Linked DNA regions of Homo sapiens: region 2 is linked to region 1. A link is a loop called in an ENCODE intact Hi-C map of the cell type or tissue named here. Cell type or tissue: Caco-2. All regions are shown on one strand. Links, peaks and the distances in the headings refer to the core of each region. The heading gives the core; the rest is flanking DNA.

Evidence for each region. Peaks named below come from ENCODE experiments on the same cell type or tissue, not always from the same donor. Only the 100,000 strongest peaks of a DNase experiment are listed, where the experiment ranks them.
Region 2: it touches region 1 in a loop (2.5-fold over the local background); 4 of 110 quality-filtered maps call a loop at or near these places.

Annotation. Positions count from the first base shown.
Region 1 is chr1:235,646,671-235,657,560 of GRCh38, reverse strand. It overlaps GNG4 (G protein subunit gamma 4), which reads left to right and starts at 7,777. Exons shown (of 4, transcript NM_001098722.2): 1 at 7,777-7,899. RefSeq lists enhancers at 5,961-6,812, 9,278-9,572 and a silencer at 7,803-7,912. In Caco-2, for the core only: no CTCF peak of the experiment used is centred there; DNase peaks (open chromatin) are centred at 6,460, 7,030, 8,030, 8,460 and 1 weaker place; H3K4me3 peaks cover 2,872 bases.
Region 2 is chr1:235,726,037-235,736,926 of GRCh38, reverse strand. It overlaps LYST (lysosomal trafficking regulator), which reads left to right. Exons shown (of 53, transcript NM_000081.4): 32 at 2,268-2,444; 33 at 3,021-3,097; 34 at 3,236-3,424; 35 at 5,750-5,895; 36 at 5,984-6,080; 37 at 7,270-7,331; 38 at 8,796-8,851. Among named protein-coding and RNA genes, the nearest start is that of GNG4, 82 kb to the right of the region's middle. In Caco-2, for the core only: a CTCF peak has its summit at 5,097 (motif pointing right); a DNase peak (open chromatin) is centred at 5,116.

The sequences.
Region 1 (10,890 bases), core at 1,647-9,646:
GGAGGTAAAAGGTCTCACAGCCTGAGGTGGAGACTAGAAGAACAGCTGTTTCCACCACCCTTTCCACCATGTGCATTTTTAGACCCAAGCATTGTTTGTTCTCTGTTCCCTGCTGCAGGCATTTCAAAGCCAGCTTCAGCCCCGCCTCACGGATACATGTGCTCAGTGGTGCTGCTCACTGCTTTATGTTTAACTGGTAGTCTCTGCCACTGTGTTCTCCTGAACTTTAAATTTCCTCAGTTATTACAACCAATTATTCGGTATATACTTTGTGTTGGACAATCTTTCTCTTGTGAACATCTATGAGTTTCGAAAACAAAAATCATCAGAGCTGAATCTGAGAAATAGAACTGTTTTCGTCACAAACAAGTTACAGTTACGAGGTACTGAAAAAAAATGTGTGATTCTGCAAGTAATTCCAAAAGAGGAATTTTTTTAAGATTTTGAGCAATGCATAGTATCACTGGAGTAGGGTAGATTAGGTACTTGGGAGAAACGAAGGAAGAAAGCAAGCAAGCGTCACAGGACGGACGGACAGGTACCATGTCTTACTGTTTCTTTTCTTGATTTTTTGTTTGTTTGTTTGTTTGTTTGTTTCAGACAGAGTCTTGCTCTGTTGCCCAGCCTGGAGTGCAGTGGCGTGATCTTGGCTCACTGCAACCTCCACCTCCCGGGTTCAAGAGATTCTCCTGCCTCAGCCTCCCAAGTAGCTGGGATTACAGGTGCGTGCCACCATGCCTGGATAATTTTTGTATTTTTAGTAGAGATAGGGTTTCACCATATGGGTCAGGCTGGTCTCGAACTTCTGACCTCAGGTGATCTGCCCGCCTTGGCCTCCCAAAGTGCTGGGATAGAGGCATGAGCCACCGTGCCCGTCCTTCTTGATCATTTTTAAAAAAACTTCCCAACCCCAAATAAACTACCAAGTCCTGCTTGCTTTTCTTTGTGTTTGGATAACGTCTTTCACAAAAATGAAGCCCACACTAGATTATCTTCACTTACACACTTTCCTTGGAGTGAACTTATTTGACTCCCCTAAAGGGTCTCTTAACTCTTTTCTTGTCCTCCGTTTTAGTAGATTACAGTTCTTCCTTATTTATCTCGGGATAGTTCTTATACAAATATTAAAACAAGCATAAAAGTGACAAGAGTTGTGTACACATGTCCTGTCAGAAACGACAAAAGCTCCTTTTAGATCCACTGAAAAAGGCTTATTTAGAGCCCTATTTAAGACCAACAGTTTCATTATCATTCAGGGACAAATTGTGCCAGAAGCAACCTGTCTCTCTTTCAATCTGGTAATCCTTATATTTTCTCTATGCAGTAAATCGCTCCATATTAGACAATATTTTGCAGTTTTTATTATCCTGTTATCAGTTGATGCTTGGGAACTTTTTATCGAGGAATAACATTCAAAAGCTAACGCTGTTCTTTTAGTAATTTCCTTCCTAAGTGAGGCCACTCATACACCAAACTACCTTTGCCAAATCTTTAAAAAAAATTTAAATTTAAGCAAATCAATGAGTACATGGTTTTTCTTGATGTCCCATTAAACATAGAGCATGGTTGCTCATTCTTTTAACATTTTTGGGCTTCTACAACATACCAGATACAAAGATTTATGACAGAGAATCTGCTCTCAAAAGAACTCGATGAGAAAGGAAATGTAAAAAGAGAACTGTGACACAACCAAGTAACTTTTATAATAGAAGCATCTACATATCAAGGTGACTCAAATGGGAAGTGGGGAGCAGTCAGATTAGGTTTCCCAAAGATATTAAAGAGATAGGAAAATCTTGGCCAGGCATGGTGGCTCATGCCTGTAATCCCAGCACTTTGGGAGGCCGAGGCAGGTGGATCACCTGAGGTCGGGAGTTCGACACCAGCCTGACCAATGTGGAGAAACCCCATCTCTACTAAAAATACAAAATTTAGCTGGGCGTGGTGGCACATGCCTGTAATCCCAGCTACTCGGGAGGCTGAGGCAGGAGAATCGCTTGAACCCGGGAAGCAGACGTTGTGGTGAGCCAAGATCACACCATTGCACTCCAGCCTGGGCAACAAGAGTGAAACTCTGTCTCAAAAAAAAAGAAAAACATATATATATATATATATATATATATATATATATATAAATATAAATCTTGAAGACAAAAATTTACCAGATTTGGGCCAAGGTAGAAGGAAACCAAGACTCAAAGGTATAAGAAGACAGGGAGTGGAAGTGCTCAGTGTGTCAGAGACAGAGGTGGAAGAGGGGATGGGGGGAAATGAGGGTTAAACTATAATGGGAACTTCTGCCTCTGTCCACTTGGGGAAAACTGAGATCAGACTTACCCCGCTATCAAAAACAACTGGGAAACGAGATGATCTATGAGGCAATGATTTTCAGTGTGGAAAGCAGACAGCACAAGATATGATGCCTGAAGGAAGGGAAATGAACTGAGTAAATCTTATTGTTGTCTTGGTTTTCTGTACTTAAAAGGTAGCTACAGTGCAGAAGGAGATCCAAAGAAGAGTACAGAAATCACGCTGAGATGAGGAAATGGAGACCAGAGTTTGGGGGAGGCTGAGAAACCAGAATTTGTGGCACAGAGTACCATACAGTAGGTTGCTGCCCAGCAATGAAGAGATCCAGATTGAAAACAGAAATCATCACAGCTGAATCTGAAAACTAGAACTATTTTAGTCAAAAACAAGTTATAGTTACAAGGTACTGAAAAAAAATCGTGATTCTGCAAGTAATTCCAAAAGAGGAATTTTTTAAATGTTTTGAGCAACGTACAGTGTCATTGGAATAGGGTAGATTAGGTACATACTTGGAAGAAACGAAGGAAGAAAGGAAGCAAGCATCACAGGCCGGATGGACAGATACTATGTCTCATTGTTTCTTTTCTTAATAGTTTTTAGGAAAACTTTCCAAACCCAAATAAACCACCAAGTCCTGGTTGCTTTTCTTTGTCTTTGGATAATGTCTTTCACAAAAACGAAGCCCACCCTTGATTATCTTCACTTACAGGGTAATGCCTGTGGGTCCAATGGAGGCTCTGGCTGAATACTAAGCTGTATGTGCATAACACAAAGCTCCATGGGTCTGAGCAAAGAATGTACAGGCAGCTGTAAGCTGAACAATTCTCGGAGCTCACAGGGGATTCGGATACATCTGAGTTCCAACCCACCAAAGGGGAAGAGTTCACTGAACACACAGGCATTCAACTGCGACCCCAGAAGAGTCACACCCTAGTAGGAAGGCTAAACTAGTCCTAGAATAAACTAATCCTATAATAATGGCTACGAGCCTTTAAGACAACCATCAAAAGGATCGAACATCTGTAAATAACCACCTTCCAAAACAAAGTCCCTATTCTTTAAAAGAACACAGCATCTACTAGAAATACAAAAATTAGCTGGGTGTGGTGGTGCACTTATGGCACAATATCAAATGGTCTATCATATCTGTGATTGGAGTCCCAGAAGGAGAAGAGCAAGATAATGGGTGAAAAATTTTTAATTTGATATATTTTGATAAAAATTGTAAACCTACAGATCCAAGAAATCCAATGAACACCAAGCAGCATAAACACAAAGAAAACCACATCAAGGCACATCATAATCACACTGTTGAAAACCAGTGATAGAAAACTTGACAATCAGCCATAGAAAAAGAGACGCATTACATATCCAGGAAAAGGATAAAGATCTGCAGATTTCTTTTTTTTTTTTTTCTTTTTCTTTTCCTTTTTTTTTTTTTTTTTTTTTTTTTTTGAGACAGAGTCTCACTCTTGTTGCCCAGGCTGGAGTGCAGTGGTGTGATCTCAGCTCACTGCAACCTCTGCCTCTTGGGTTCAAGTGATTCTCCTGCCTCAGCCTCCCGAGTAGCTGGGATTACAGGCGCCCACAAACACGCTCAGCTAATTTTTTGTATTTTTTAGTAAAGATGTGGTTTCACCATGTTGGCCAGGCTGGTCTCGAACTCCTGACCTCAGGTGATCCACCCACCTCGGCCTCCCAAAGTGCTGGGATTACCGGCGTGAGCCACTGTGCCTAGCCTGGAGATTTCTTCAGAGAAAGTATGCAAGCACAGTGAATGATATCTTTAAACTTCTTCAAGATGTCAATCTAAAAAAAAAATCCTCCAAAAACAAAGGCAAAATACTTATATTCAGAAAAACAAAAACAGACAATCACCAGCCAATCTGTATTACCAAAAGAAGGTTAAAAAATGTTCTACAGGCAGAAGGAAATGATATCAGATAGAAATCTGGATCTTCACAAATAAATGAAGAGCATCAGAAATGATAAAAGATTTTTCAAAATCATTTCTAAATGTTTCAAAAGAAAATTGACAGCTTAAAGTAAAATAATGTTCTGTGGGGTTATTACCTATGTAAAAGGGAGATATAACAAAAATAATACAAAGGATGGAAGAGGGGGAATGGAAGCACACACTATAAAGAATCTAATAGTGAAGAAGAAGTGGCATGATGTTATTTGAAGGTAGTCGACGGTAAATTAAAGATGCATTTTATAAACCCTAGAACAAAGAAAGAGGAGGAAAATGAAGGTCAATACTTGAGATAAAATGGAATACTAAAGTATACTCAGGCAGGAAAAAAGGAATGAAGAATAGGACAAACAGAAAACAAATAGCAAGTTGGTAGTTTTAAACCCAACCACATGATAATTACATAAGAAGTAAATGAACTAAACATTCCAATTAAAAGTAGAGATGGGGTTTCACCATGTTGACCAGGATAGTCTCGATCTCTTGACCTCATGATCCTCCCGCCTCGACCTCCCAAGGTTTTCCTTCTTTATCCCTAGTCATATTCTTTGTTCTGAAGTCTTCTTTGTTTTTATCTATATAACCACTGCGGATTTTTTACTATTAGTTGTCAAGCTGACAGATCGTCAAGCTGAATTTTAAAAGCAGATCCAGCTCTGTGCTGCCTACGAAGATGGAGAATCCCACTTTTAAGAACAAAGATACAGGCCGGGCGTGGTGACTCACGACTGTAATCGCAGCACTTTGGGAGGCCGAGGTGGGAGGATCACCCGAGGTCAGGAGTCTGAGACCAGCCTGGACAACAAGTTGAAATCCGGTCTCTACTAAAAAGGCAAAAATTAGCTGGGTGTGGTGGTGGACGCCTGTAATCCCAGCTGCTCAGGAGGCTGAGGCAGGAGAATCACTTGAACCTGGGAGGCGGAGGTTGCAGTAAGCTGAGATGGCACCATTGCACTCCAGCCTGGGCGACAAGAGCGAGAGTCTGTCTCAAAAAAAAAAAAAAAAAAAAAAGATACAGATAGATTTAAAAATTAAAAGGATATAAACACATATCATGCAAACACTAATAGTAAGAAATCTGCAGTGGTTATATAGATATAAACAAAGAAGACTTCAGAACAAAGGATATGACTAGGAATAAAGAAGAAAAACCTTGGGAGGCCGAGGAGGGCAGCTCATGAGGTCAAGAGATCGAGACTATCCTGGCCAACACGGTGAAACCCCATCTCTACCAAAAATACAAAAATTAGCTGGGCATGGTGGCGTACGCCTGTAGTCCCAGCTACTCTGGAGGCTGAGGCAGGAGAATCGCTTGAACCCAGGAGGAGGAGGTTGTAGTGAGCCGAGATCGCGCCACTGCACTCCAGCCTGGGCGACAGAGCGAGACTCCCTCCCACTCCGCAAAAAAAATAAATAAATAAGAAGAAAGAAAACTGATACCCAGGGTCCTGGTGCCAGACTTTACACTACTGCAGCTATCCTGGGTGATGTCCAGAGATGAACGGAATCAGAATTACCTGGAGGGTTTGGGGAATCACAGGTTGCTGGGCCCCACCCCCAGAGTTTCTGATTCCTTAGGTCTGGGTGGGGCCTGGGAGTCTGCATCTCTAAAAGATTCCCAGGTGACACGCTGATTCTACTGGTCTTGGGATCCACTCTGGAACCACTTGTTGACTGACCTCTTCCTCCTGTTTAAAACTGACATGATCCTATCTTGAATGATAGTGTAACAATTAGAAAGATAAAATAAGGAAATGATGCGCTTGAAAGTGTAGACACTGATTTCCCTTGTGATTGATTAATTGAGATTGGGATTTGGGATAAAAGGAAACCTAGGATTCTGCCTTAGCCAACCAGTCGGGGGCGGGAGGTGGGCAGGAAATGCAGGAGAAATAAGATTTTGGGGTGAAAACAATGAGCTAGGGTTTGGATTTGCTTGAATTTTCAATGCAGTACTCATATATCTTTCTCACTTTTAAAAGTCTGTGAGGTGGACATGGACTGGCTTCGTCGGTTTGCCAAGGTTTAATTTTGTGCCTTAAATGGGCACTTGAGAGCTTTGTAAAAACCGATGTGTTTGCTGGCCCCGTGTTTACGGGCCTTTGTGATCTCCGCGTTCGCATCCAATCTGGCCCTTGGGCTCCGAGAAGGTACACGTGTGTGTAGGGCAAGGTCCAACCAGTGGGGCCAGGGATCTGAGCAACAAGCGCGCCCTGTGTCCTTTGTGGCAGGGACCGCTTGTGGACGGCGGATGAGGATGAGGCGCCCAGATCTTCCCGAAATATTTCCTAATCGTTCATCATGATGTTATGTTGTTGTTTTCACAAAGGGAATTAATATTGGCCTCCTTTTCTACAAATCTTGCCAACACTGCGTGAAATGTTTTCGTTGCTTCTCTATTCCCAAGGTTTCGTATTATTTTACCAAGTCGGAAAATGGACGGCGCTTAAACTGTTTTTTCCCTGAAAGGAAGAGGGCTGTAATCACTAAAGTGTTTTAAAATCTCCAGCGCAAAAGCCTGCGGTGCCACAGGGACGAGGCCTGGAGAGCAGTCGCTCCTAGAACCGGGGCGCGAAGGGCACCCCCGCCTCCAGCACGCGCCCTCCGCCCTCCCGGCCTCGCTCCCCCCGGAGTGGGGGCCTCGCCGGCCCCTGGTCCCCGTCACTCAGCAACGTCGGGTCAGCCTTCGCCGGGTTAGTGGCGACGCGGCCGCGCGAATTCGCACAGGTATTCCGCGTTTCTCCGCCGTTCCCCGCCTTGGCCGGAGGCTTCCGAGGCGTCCCTTGGTGCAGGGTGGGAAGCGGCCCGCGCCCCAACGGCCCAGGCGCTGGAGCTCACCCCGAGCGAGGGCGGTACCTGAGGCTTCGGGGAGCCCGCGCTGACCGCGGCCCCGTCCCCAGACCCCTCCAGCAACCCCGGCCCCGCCCCAGACCCCTCCGGTGATTTCCCCCCCGGCCCCGCCCCGCAGATCCCTCCAGTGATCTCCCCCCCGCCGCGCCCCCCAGACCCCCCCCCAGTGATTTACCCCCCGGCCCCGCCCCACAGACCCCTCCAGTGGTCCCCCGGCCACGCGGGCTCCGGGGGGGCGGGGCGGGGGCGCGGCCCTTTGCTGGGACAGGGGGCGTGGGCCCGAGTAGCGGGCGGGGGGCGCGGGCCCGGGCTGGGGCGGGGGCGGGGGCGGGGAGCGCGGGAGCCCCGGTGACGCAGCAGTGACGTCGGTGGCAGCGGGCGGGATTTCCCGGGCGAGACCCCGCGGCGGAGTGGGCGCGGCCAGCGTGGAACGGGGGCGAGGGTCGCAGAGTCGCCGGCTCTCCCTTCCCCAGTCTGGGCCCCCACGGCACAGGGGGCCGAGCAGAAGCCCCCAGCGTCCAGGGCCGGGGGAGGGTCCGCCTGCGCCCCCAGGCCCGCGTGGTCGGGCCCTGCAGGGCGGGAGGCGCGGCGCGGGGCGGGGCCGGTGACGGGACGCGGAGACCCCGCGGGCGGCGGGAGGGGCACGAGGCGCGCGTTTGCACCCGAGCCCGGCCCGCGCCCCGATGCGGAGCGATGCCGCTCGGCCTGGCCGCCCCCCGCGAGCACCGCGCTGCAGACGAAGCCCGCGCGTGATCCCGCTCCGGGTAAGTGGGCGCCCGGCCGGAGCCCCGGGTGTCCGCGGGGAGAGCCCAGCCCGGTGCAGCCAGACGCGGAAGGGAAACTCGGGGTGAAAGTCTCCGGACCTAGGGAGACGGCTCTGGCGCCGGTGTGGTCCTCACGCCGCCAGCTGCTGCTGCACGCGACACAAAGACCTGTGGTTCCCTCGGCCTCCTCTCCCGGGACCTCCCGCCGGGCCCCGGGGAAGCCCGCGCGCGGGTGTGGACAGCCCCCTCGGAGCGCGTCCAGGGGCTTCCGGGGCTGGGGGCGCCCGGTCCCTCCGGCATGAGGCAGGCGGGGGCTCGGGGGTCCCCTCTTCCATTTGTAGGTCACAGAGCGTTTGCTGTTTTCCCAGCGGGGACGTCCCCCGTGGAAAAGGACCTCAGTGGCAGGAGATGGCGTGGCTGGTTGGGCGTTTTCTTTGGGGAAATGTTTCTGGCGAGTGCCTGAGGAAGCCCTCCTGGCTCCCCAGCAGCCCAGACGCCGCCTCGGGAGCACTCGGGGTGACGCTGGAGCCACCGCAGCTGAGGGTGGTTTTCCTCACCTCCTTGATGGCGTCTGTCCCCGAGGCTGGTGCTGAACTGAAATGTGCTTCGTTCGCCGCGCGCGCCCGGCAGCAACCGGGGAGCTTTGTTTGGCTTGATTTTTTAAATTGCCTTGGAAATAACGCGAAACGGCGGGAGGGTGAAGTGGGGAGGAGGACAGAGCGTGGTGGGGAAAGACTCCTTAATTTAAGATTTGCTTCATTTCGAGTATTTGGGGCTAAGGTGTTAGGAAACCCGAAAATGTTAAAGTTTGATCAAGTAATAAAGTGGATGATGGACGCCGGGCCTCCCACCGTCTCCCCGGCCCCGCGGCTGCCGCGTCTCTCCTCTACCCGTCGCCTCCCAGGACTGTCAAATGCTGGCACCGGGCCCGTGCCTCTCAGCCGGAGCAAAAGGCCGCCTAGGCTGCGCCCGTGTGCTCCATTAAAACGTGCCAGTCCTGTCGTCTGCTCATGAGTGAGGTGTGCCGCTTCCCACAGTGGACAGGAAATTTGCAGCGGCGAATGCCTCACAGTAGCCATGGGGGACCTGGGCTCTGCGGCCGGCTTCTCGATTCCTCCCGCAACTCCTTTTCCTGATTTTTGTATGAGGCGGGGGAGGGGAACCAGCCGCCATCTGATCTGGCCCTGTTCCCTGCAAGAGGCGACTGGGGGGACAACTAAGTTGATAAATGGAAAGCCTTTTCCAGCCCGGAGAAACAGACAGAGGACCTATAAACTGGATTGTTTTTGAAATGTAGGGTTTGCTCAGTGACCGGTCATGATAAGAGATGGCTGTGGCACTTAATAAATAGTAGGTGTAAATGCAAATGCAAGGTTTACAGTGATGCCTTGCCTGTTAATGAGCAGCCTCACCATGGGGTTAGTTAGGCTGAAATGACTATTTAGGACAATGGACTTCCTGTTGGCCCCCACCTCCATGCACAACTCCAGTGCTCATAGGCCTTAAAATTCGCCCAAGGAAGCCAGTGGAGGATGTAGGCCTGGCTCAGAAACAGCACAGCTAAGGGGCCATTCCCAGCAGTCCTATGATTGGCGTTTCTCATGCAAACTGATGGTGGAGAAACCAGAAAAAAAAAAAGCTTTTCCTAGATTCACTTTACAGTTTTTAAAGCAAAAGTGACAGTCCCTGAAGTCCCCCAATATTCAGTGCATTCTTTGAAATGATAGAACATCAGGTGGGAACATCGCCTGTAATCCCAGCACTTTCAGAGGCCGAGGCAGGCAGATCACTTGAGGTCAGGAGTCCGATACCGGCCTGGCCAACGTGGTGAAACCCCGTATCTACTAAAAATGCAAAAAATTAGGCGGGCGTGGTGGTGCACGCCTGTAATCCCAGCTACTTGGGAGGCTGAGGCACGAGAATCACTTGAACCTGGGAGGCAGAGGTTGCAGTGAGCTGAGATGGTGCCACTGCACTCTGGCCTCAAAATAAATAAACAACATGAGGTGGGAACATGGACCCTGACCCCTGGGGAAGCAAGAGCCACAGCTGTCTCAGGAGGGCAGGAACACTGTAAAATGTGTACAATGCTCCTTCCCCCAAGACCTACACGCCCAAACCCACGCCTACCACAAAACTACTGCTTATGCAGAAAGCAAAGACTAAGGTCTGTACCCAACAATTTCTTCTTTTATTTATAGCTGCATCTCACTTATTTCACTATCACATTTTTCCTAGTTTGTCTCAGTTTCTGCTTGGAGAGGGGAGAATGCCTAATAATGTATGTCAGAAGATTGCCCCTTTCTTCGTGGAATTTTGAAGTAGTAACTTTAAAATATTACCTGATTTTTGTTCTTGAAACACCTTTTAAGGATATACTGCTATCTAATCTTGCTGGTTTTCCTTTTTTAAAATTTGGTATTTTTATTCATTCTAGATATACTTAGGCATAGAGACTTGTATTATTCAGGTAGAGAGATTGTTTCTTTTTTAAAACCAGAAACCAAAATTTAACTCCTTTAATAGAGGTATAAGTACTACATAAATAACCTATCAACAGTGGATAGCAAGGATATTTTAATTGAAAGTCAGAAAAGCTAAATGGTATCAGGAAAGAAAAGGAGATTGCAGGGTAATACTACCGAAAGACTGAAAGAAGCTGGTTAAAAACCTCTAAAGAATAAGCCAAAGACTGTTAATAAATGATCAAAAGTAAAAACACAAATGAAATTTTCATTTTAGGAAATGTTAAGAAATAGGGGCTAGAAAAGCTGCTGAAAGAAAAAAATTACTGCAGAGAAAACAATGGGTGCTTAAAAAGAGATCAGTTCAGTGAGCTTGCTGGAGCGTTCCAAATTCCTCTAATTGCCAAGGAGTTCTTGTTAGACTGAATGGTGGCTGGTGGGCAATCAGATTCCCTGCTGGAAATTGGTAGACAGAGTGACAGGTGCCATGCAGATAAGGGAAAGCCGGCTGTGTGCAAGACGCCGT
Region 2 (10,890 bases), core at 1,713-9,712, 79 kb before region 1:
TTCAGAGAGGTTCTAGCTTTTATCCCTTTCCGCTCCTCTTATTTTTTCCCTCTCTGTGTAGGTAACTGACTTTTTTTTTCTGTTGAAGATACAAGCAAATCTATGTATACATGTATTTACACATGTAAATATTCTGTCCCCTACTTCATAACACAAAGAAAGATAGCAAAGTATACACACTCTTCTGCACCTTACTTTCTTCACTTAGTATATCCTAGAGATCATTATTACATAGTAGTACAGAGTGATCTTCTTTATGCCTTTTCACAGCTGCATACATTTAATTTGTATTTCATTTGGAATGTGCCTGGATTTTTTAAGCCCCAGACTTCTTTGCCATTACAACTTGATTCTGATTAACTCTCCAGCCTGCTGACCCTCTTCTTTTCAAGATAATCATATCTTTGTGTCTTGCAACCTCTTCACATCCTGTTTATTTTTACAGTCATGCTGTTTTATTCATATTGTCCACCAGCACAGAACACCTCTCTCTCCTTTGTCTATCTATATCCTCATTCTATCCATTCATTTGGCCATGACCCAGATCACTCTATACCTTCTTTAAAACCTTTCTCCCTTTCTGTAGTCTACTCAGAACTCTTCCTTCTTAGAACCTTCTTTGAAAAGAAATATTTTACATATTTTAGCACTTTATTATTTTCTAAGGATTCATGTTTAACAGATTCAATTCCTTAAATCAGTTTTTTAAGGGCTGAAAATAAGAGTTTTTTGTTATCTATTCCCAGTGACACCTTTTATAGTCCCTGAAATGATCATCAGTAAGTGATCAGAGGGTATTAAAATGAGATATTAGAAACAACTTAAGCGTTTAAGAAAATCATGTGTTTCCTTTGATATTCACAATGAATAAAAACATTTCTGATAGTTTTTCAAGATAATTTTTGAATGTCATTGAATACCAAACTGAAATATTTTTAAAGTTATATCAAGATCATTACCTTTAAGACACACTTAGGAAAGTCTTTTAGTCATGTACCGTTTTTATTTATTTGCCAACTCTTTAGGCCTTTTACTCACAGAGCTTCTGTTCATTTTTCTCTTTTGGTCAGGTAGCAGCTGTCTCTGACTAATTTAAAATGTTGCATTAAAATGAGCTGTACTATTTTCACCATTGCATATGTTCATCTTTTGCTTTTGGGAAATGACACGATGTGATTCAGCATGTTAATTTAAATATCACCCAAAATGTAATCATTTCCAGATCCATTTGCTGACATTTAATACTATTCACAGTTTAAAATGTCATAAAACTAAATACAGTGATATTTGTGTCAATGCTGATTTTTAAAGTAAAATATATATGTTTAACTTGTTGGCAACATTATTGTCTAAATAATACATACTGTACACAGTAGAATCAGGTGTAATATCTACAGCATGTAAGGGCCACTTAAAAAACCGTGAATGAACGTTTGGTTTAGGTCTGTGCTGCAAAGGCCAATTGTCATTATCTTAAGTAACACTGTGAATTTTGGTTTTAGGGCCTGTTAATAAAAGATTGGCTAAAACAACTCTGCCATGGATACATACATAGAATTGTCTGCGTGGGGTTTGCGAGTTTTTCACCTTTTGTTCTAGGGAGTAGTGAATGCTTACAAACTAAAGATAGGTTTTAGTTCCAGAAATTTCACCAAAGGAAGAAGAGTCAGTAAGTTTTAAGGTCTAAAGGAAGCTTTCCCTTCTAGTTCAGTTTTTCTGTGAGAAAAACTAAAAATTATCTTCCTTTATCCCAGTTTCTTTCCTGTATTCCTTTAGCAAGTCCTTTCCAAAATTCTTTCCCCAAAAGCTAGCTGGCTAGTTTGCTTGCTTTTTAAAATATATTTTATATGAAAAAATTTCAAACATACAGAGACTAGAAAGAATAGCGTAATAAATACCATGGAACCATCACCTAGATTTAACAGTTGTTACTATTTTTATTATATTGACATCATTTCTTCTTTTTCTGAACTATTTTAACATATATATAGAAATTATGATATTTTACCTCTAAATTCTTTTTTTTAAATGTTTTCCTATGTAACATAACATTATTACATCTAACAAAATTAGCATTAATCCTCTGTCATCAAATACTCAGTGCATAATCAGATTTCTGTACTTATCCTCAGAATGTCTTTTGTAGGTGCTTTATTTAAATCAGATGCAACCAAATAAATCTAGCAATATAATTTAATTACTACTAAGTAATTTAAATGTAAGAATTAAAATTCTAAATGACTAAAAAATTATTACTTTTTTTAAAGCATGGAGCCAAGTTAGTTTTGTATTTGTCAGAGTTGATACATAATCACCAAGGTGAATTGACTGAAGAAGAGCTAGGCACAGCAGAACTGCTTATGAATGCTTTGAAGTTATGTGGTCACAAGTGCATCCCTCCCAGTGCATCAACAAAAGCAGACCTTATTAAAATGATCAAAGAGGTGAGTCAATGAAACCATAGTACTTTCTTAGGAGATTCCATCATAGATAAAGAATGATTGACACTACTTTTTTAAGAACAGGCTATCATTGATGATGAACTTGAAATGATTATTTTATTTTATTTTTCCTATATACTATATTGCTTTTGTCTATGTGAGAAAAAATAGGCTTATTTTAAGGAGCATTTTGTTCTCTGTGGTCATCAGTATCCATTATCAGTAGCCTTCAGTGAAGGAAAGATTTTTAAAGTGACAAGCAAGCTGAAGCATACCTTGAGTTAGAGGTTCTTTAATGAAAAAGCAGAGTAAGGAGGCAAGCAACTATGTAAACTCATCAGGTTTAGCAACCCTGGTTAACCATTCTACTCTAACTTATGTGACCTAAATTATATAGACACAGAATTATAACATTATAACATTGTTTAGATGGTTCATTTATTTTAATATTCTGGTCTCCTAGGGACAATTGTTTTTCCTTTGTTAACTGGGTTTTAAAATTAGTTTGTTGGGCTCTGTGACAATGTTAGGTGAGAAATAATAAATTTTATATAGTATATTATTATCTAAATCTTCTAGGAACAAAAGAAATATGAAACTGAAGAAGGAGTGAATAAAGCTGCTTGGCAGAAAACAGTTAACAATAATCAACAAAGGTAAGATTTTATATGTTCCAAAGGCATGTATTTTAGGAATCCATTAGATTTCACATATACTTTTAGTTTTAAAGTATCATGTTCTGATAAATACGTTCCATGTATGCTTAACTATGGACAATCTTATTATTTGTTTAGTCTCTTTCAGCGTCTGGATTCAAAATCAAAGGATATATCTAAAATAGCTGCAGATATCACCCAGGCAGTGTCTCTCTCCCAAGGAAATGAGAGAAAAAAGGTGATCCAGCATATTAGAGGAATGTATAAAGTAGATTTGAGTGCCAGCAGACATTGGCAGGAACTTATTCAGCAGCTGACACATGATAGGTAAGCTGCGGGAGGTCAGTTAAAATTGTCTTCCATGAAGATTTAAGATATTGATGTTAAACGGAATTTGTATTCCGGAATTCAGACTCATAAAATCATTTCATTAAACAATTTTTTGTTTAATCATTTGTGATGTTTTTTTCATCTTAAAGAATAATCATATGAGTTTTTTTTAATTCTTGAGGAAGAAAAGTAATGAGGGGGGCAGTAGCTCATCTAGATAGTAAAATTAGCTTAATTTTAAAATATGGTCTGTAAAAGAATAGAGAAATCACTGAAACAGGATGGTTGAGAAAAATATATTTTTCTAACTAATTTAAAATATGTATTACAAATAACAAAAAGCGGGAAATCAAGGTATTATTCTCTAAATTTAGTTAAGATAACTTATTCATGTGACTTTGGTGTACTAAAATACACTAAACATTAGACACTAAAGTAAATTCCATATGGATAAAAGAATTACTCGAAAAGTTTATAAAGTAGAAGATAATAGGATATTTGTCAACTCTTTGAAGGATAGATGACTTTCTAAGCTCAAATGCAATAGAAGAAACTGCAAATAAATCAATGGATTTTAACCTTAATTTTTTCCAGTGTATTTAACAACCATAACAAGAACAAAAAAGCCTGGAAATATATTTTCAGCAAATAAAGTTATTTTTATTGTTTGAAAAACTTACACAGATTCTAAAGTAAAATATTATGATCCCAGAAGTTTGAATGAGCAAAAGGCATGAACACATTCCTCACATAAGACAAATGAATTACCAAACACACGGGAAAATATTCAATATTGCTAGAGGCTAATTTGGTTTTCTAGAACCTCTAGATACCACATTTTACTTTTTATGTTAACAAAAATTTTGGCTGCTAATATTCACCGCAGGATATTAGCTGTCCTTACTCAGAACTTTGGTGGCATTGTACATTTTGACAATATGTATTAATCATCCTAAAAACATTTTACTTCTAGCTTCAGTTATCCTATTTTAGTGATTCTATCCTAAGGAAAATATTCGAAATATGGAAGGCAGGCCAGGCACAGTGGCTCACACCTGTAGTCTAGTACTTTGGGAGGCTGAGGCGGGAGGATCACTTGAGCCCAGGAGTTCAAGGCTACAGTGAGCTATGAACATGCCACTGCACTCTGGCCTGGGCAACAGAATGAGACCCTGTCAAAAAAGAAAAAGAAAAAGAAAGTAAACATAAAAGTTTTCATCTCTGCATTATTTATGCTAGTGAATGAATTAGAAACAAGTTATAAACCGTAATATGGTTAAATACATTACAATGCATCTACCTCTTTATTGGGCAGCCATTCAAAATGATGAGATAAAGATAATACTGTTTCAGTAAAATAAGGCAAGTTATAGAAAAATGATCATAATGATCATAACTACAAATTAAAAACAGATGCACGTTTTAAAAAAAAAAGACAACAACCGCTACCAGTATTTTGGTATGTTTAGGGTATGAATAAGGGTATTTTTTTCTCTTATTTATTTCTAAAAATGTACTTAATATGTTTTTCCTGTCTTATTTCATCTAAGATAAAATTTATTTTAAAATCTTTTTAAAAATGTGATTCATACCACAGAAAGAAATTGATTTTATTTGTTTCATTAGAGAGTAGGCAAAATGAGGCCAGGTGAGGGCGCTCACGCCTGTAATCCCAACACTTTGGGAGGCCCAGGTGGGTGGATCACTTGAGGCTAGGAGTTTGAGACAAGCCTGGCCGACATGATGAAACCCCATCTCTACTAAAAAAATACAAAAATTAGCCAGGTGTGGTGGGAGCCTGTAATCCCAGCTACTTGGGAGGCTGAGGCAGGAGAATCGCTTGAGCCCGGGAGGCAGAAATTACAGTGAGCCAAGATCACGCCACTGCACTCCAGCCTGGGCGACACAGCCAGACTCTGTCTCAAAAAAAAAAAAAAAAAAAATGCAAAATGGGAAATGTAAAAAATTAATTTGGAAAAAAAATTTACCTAACCATATTAAATCCAGCATGTTGTATTATGTTGCTAAAGTGTTCATAGTAGTCATTACATATCTTTTAAAAAATTTAATAGTTGAAAGAAACTGGAAGCAGAGCTTGCCTTCAGGCGAGGAACTGGGAGACTGGGATTCAGGAGCAAAAAGACACTTAGATTTTATTACTTCTACTTGTATATGCATTCCCTGATCAAATATATAAACATTTGGAGTTTTTAAATTAACAGATCAGTTGTGACTTACTTACTCAATCTCTATAATGATTTTTTTTATAGCTACAAGTCCTGGATGGTCACTTAAAACACCCTTTAATCTTTTTACTTGCAGAGCAGTATGGTATGACCCCATCTACTATCCAACCTCATGGCAGTTGGATCCAACAGAAGGGCCAAATCGAGAGAGGAGACGTTTACAGAGATGTTATTTAACTATTCCAAATAAGTATCTCCTTAGGGATAGACAGAAATCAGAAGGTAATAGTGGCTTCTTGACTCAACATATAAATATAGCAGAGAACTATGGTCATTAGATAAAGATAATATTTACTTTTCTCCTCAACAGATGTTGTCAAACCACCACTCTCTTACCTGTTTGAAGACAAAACTCATTCTTCTTTCTCTTCTACTGTCAAAGACAAAGCTGCAAGTGAATCTATAAGGTAACTTTGAATCAATAGACCTTCACTCTTTCATGAATATACAACAGCTTATTGTAGTGTTTATGTAATATTTATTTTATATAATGCCATCATTTTCAGAAAAATCCTAAACAGGAAAGGCTCAAGGGAGGACAAGGTTATATGGCCAAAATCCAAAAGGAAATGACATTTCTGACAGCAAGAGTTCATGGGATTTCAGTCATCATGTTCTGGCCCTTGTTAGTTTACATATACACACACACACACACACACACACACACACACACACACACACACACATATAAATATGTATATATATACACATATATGGGTACATATATATATACCCATATATATGTATACACACACATATTTTGTAATTGACTGTTTAACATCTCTATCTATTAATATAGATAGAGCTGCTGGTGGTATCATCAAGCAGCAATATAACGTAGTGATTAAAGGTTTAGATTCCAGTTCCTGCTCTTACTAGCTCTTTAATCTTAGGCAAGTTACCTAACCTCTCTGTCTCAGTTACCTCATCTATTAAATGAAGAAATAATAATAGGTATCATAGCGTTGTTGAGTATTAAGTATGTTATTATATATTAACTATTGATAGTATTATCATTGCAGTTATTGTGGTTGTTATTATACCCATTTCATAGATGAAAAACTGAGACACAAAGAAGATAATTGGCTAAGAACACAAAGGAACTTTCTGATTCCAAATCCTCTGTTTTTCCTAGAATACTAGGCTTTTTTAAAAATGTATTTGATAAATTACCTTCATAATAATGTAAATAATACAATAATAGTATATAACAAATAAATAATACAAAATAATAATACAAAAATAAATAGAGCACACACAAAAAATGTATCTGAAGTATCAGAGGCATGAAACAATGTTTGCTTATTTATTAGAAAATATAAAATATTGATATCTCTTTTAAATAACTTAATTTCTATATTCTGTCTACAGGTTATAGGGATTATTAGCCTTTTCTAGGCGTTTCAGTCATTTCTCTTCTAATAGAATGCTAAAAAGGAGCTAATATTTTCATGTGGGTTTCGACAAGATACCTCATGCTATTGGAACTCTATCTAGTCTGCTTTGCAGAAATCTTTTACTAGGTAAAATAAAGCATATCCTCTCTGAAATTGGTCAGAACATTTAGTCATAGTAATTTTAAATATGTTTTGACAGAGTGAATCGAAGATGCATCAGTGTTGCACCATCTAGAGAGACAGCTGGTGAATTGTTACTAGGTAAGTCAAATTTTGAAGAATTTTGCACATATTCACCCTGCCTTATTTGATTCTTAGATTATTTAAAGTGTTTTTTGACAGCATGCCATTAAATTGGATAAACTTTCTGTAGTATCATATAGGCTAATTTGCCTTAACATTATATGTAATTGCATATGAGTCATGAATGTGAAGAAATGATATCTTGTGTTCTGAAAAGCACATGAATAGCATTTTAGTTTTTATAAAATTGTTTCTTCATGATATGCAAATTTATATTTAACCATTTCTTTTATTATATGCCAATTTAGATTTTTTAAAGTGAAAAATTGTTGATATCTTACCTACTATTTTATCAGATATAACTGTCCATAAGAAATATGTCTATTTTAAGATTGTCCATAATTTATATTCTCTATTGTGCTTCTGAGAGAAAGGACAAGATTGTTAGTCCATAGATACCTATATAGTTATATTTGTTTGAAAATTTTATTCTCAAAATATGAAGGAAAACAATTATACCACTTGATCTCTATTCCCTTAAAGAATCAATCTGTATGCTGTAGGCTAGGTTCTCCAAGTGTGAGAACCCTGAATTAGTAGCATCAGCATCTCATGGGAGCTTCTTAGAATTGCACATTCTCACGCCTCAGTCCAGACTTGATGAATCTGAAATTCTGAGGGTGGGGCCCAGCAGTCTATGTTCTGATGAGCCCTCCAGTGATTTGATGTACCTTCAAATTCGAGAATGAATGTTGTAAGCTATAGCCTCCAAGGTCCAAGATATGGAGCTTCAAGCCTGCTGGGACTGAGCCCCACCGTCACAAGGATGGAGATAGTACCCTTCTCTGAGCTAGCCATGCCACTACTTCACTACTTCACTACTTCACTACTCGAGGGTGATGAGCATGCAGGGGGCGGAACCTCAGAGAAGTTCCCAACATTTTAAAACACGATGTAGGGACATGGGTTAGCAACAGCCAGCCTATGAAACAGGAAAAAGTTGGAGGCTATGTTTAGGGCCTACTCTACCCTATTGAGTGTCTCAGTCTGCAAAATAATTAAGGATTTCCCTTTGGCTAGATAATTTGGTTTACCACTTGACTTCAATTAGTGTGGAACAAAATAAAGCAAATCTATATGCTAGTAATGTAAGAATAATGGTAATAATAAATAGCCAACATTTATTTAGCACTGAGCACATATGCATTTTGCATATATTCTAATTTAATTTCCATAGTAGCTCTGTGAAATAGAGCTCCCTGCAACCTTTTTTTTTAATAAAGAAATTAAGACACAAAGAGGTAAAGCAACTTGCCCAAGACTTCATGGATACTATTCAAAAATATTTATTGAGTGCCAGGAACTGTGTCGAGGTAGTGAGATTCAAATTCAGACCAAAGGACTCCAGAGACCATGCATTAAACCATGAATGGTAGTGTGCACATACATTTTAAAACCCTTATATCCAATTACTTTCTGCAGGTAAATGTGGAATGTATTTTGTGGAAGATAATGCTTCTGATACAGTTGAAAGTTCGGTGAGTAGAGGCTTAAGTCTGTATTTACATAAATCTAGACAGATTCCAAAAATGTATCAATTCAGTATAACTAGAGAGAAGGAAGAACTATTAGAGTTCATTCTTTGTCACTCTATGTATAGATTGGTCTGAGTTCCAAACATTTTTTTAAATATAATTTTAAAAAGAAGACTGTACCATCTCCTCTGGCTTATGGCCCAAGTATCATAGCAGTTAATATAAGTCATATTCTAAATGCTCCTATTATATCAATTTATGTTCATTCCTTCTTATTACTGTCCTCCGTTGCAACAAATATCTATTCCTTGCCACTCCCAGTTCACTATCAAGTACCTTTGCCTTCAGAAAGAAAGGAAAAATATTAAATAATTGAATAACTTAAGTAATTCTGATATTCACATAGCTTAATAATGATAATTGTTATTATTCTAGACAGACTGATATTAATCAGAAAATAGACATATTTTTTGTATAATAAAGCTTTTTATTTGAATTATCTTTTATGCCATTAAAATATTTTTTGAGATTCCTGTAATAGGAGAAATAAGCTTTTTGTTTCAGAAAAGTTCTAAAGCCGGGAATTCCTAAGGATATACTAAATGAGATTATGTGTGGTTTAATTACTAATATATATTTTATTTTAAATAAATTAGGCTGGGTGCAGTGGCTCACGCCTGTAATCCCAGCACTTTGGGAAGCTGAGGTGAGTGGATCACCTGAGGTCAGGAGTTTGAGACCAGCCTGGCCAACATGGTGAAACCCTATCTCTACTAAAAATACAAAAAAATTAGCCAGTTGTGGTGGTGGCGCCTATAATCCCAGCTACTCGGGAGGCTGAGGCAGGCGAATCGCTTGAACCCAGGAGGCGGAGGTTACAGTGAGCCGAGATCACACCACTGCACTCCAGCCTGGGCAACAGAGCGAGACTCTGTCTCAAAAAAAAAAAAAAAAGAAAGAAAGAAAGTAGTGAGTGAAAACATGAAGTTTGGTTATAAAATAAATGTAAAAAAAAAGTCATGAAAGTATTTAAAGTAGTCAGAAATATGAACAGCATTCTTTTCTCATTTATATAGCAATTACCACAGGGTATGTCCCAGATAGTAAAATATAGTTATGTTATTTTTCAAGATGGATCCTTTTATCAGCCAAGGAATTTAATAGTTGATGTATGAGACAACTTTTTTGTATGTCCAAAAGATGACAGTTTTTCCCCTTAAAAATTCTACTCAATTTGTGTTTAACTCCATTTGACATGAGGTGACAGAAGAGTCTGAGTCCATCTGTCGAATATGTTGGTTTATTTTCAGTGCTTGAGGATACATTCACAAATACTTGGTCTGGGAAGACACCATTTAATTTTAAGTCAACTTGCATGCTATAAATGTGTTTTATATTTAAATAAAGAGGAAAATTTTTTTTTCAAATCTAAAAATGCCCTTGCTTCTCAATAGATTGAAAGATCCTTCTTTCCTATGTACTTTTGTAATGTTGGTTCTTCTTATATAACATTTGGTATCTTGCGTTGTGTGTGCAAATGTGTGTACAAATATTTCATGCCCCCTTTTTGACCCATACAGATGTATTTCATGCAGAGCACTTAGCAGAGTACCTTGCGCATAGATGTTAATTAATATATGTTGAATGAATGTTGAAACTAAACAAAGGAAGAATTCAGTTTTAAGTATGAAAATATTACATTTTCATTAAGACATTTTATTTTATTCATAATATATTCCCTGCCTCTACTTATAAAAATTATTTTGGACCAAGAACAATAGTAAAACACACATAGAGTAGGATAATCTGAATCTAAAAAAAAAAATTAAGGTTTTGGAAAGATAAAGAGCCTAGGATAAAATAGTTCTTGGCAATTGAGTCCTAAATTTGCTCTGAGCTTCCTGTTAGTCAACACAGAAGAGTAAGTAAATGCAATTTTTTTAAAAGGAAAAAAACTGATTTAAAAAAGAAAACTAGGATGCAGGTTGATTTGAGGAGATAAATTCTAGCTAGTTTTAAACTTTAGTAGAAACTTTTCATTA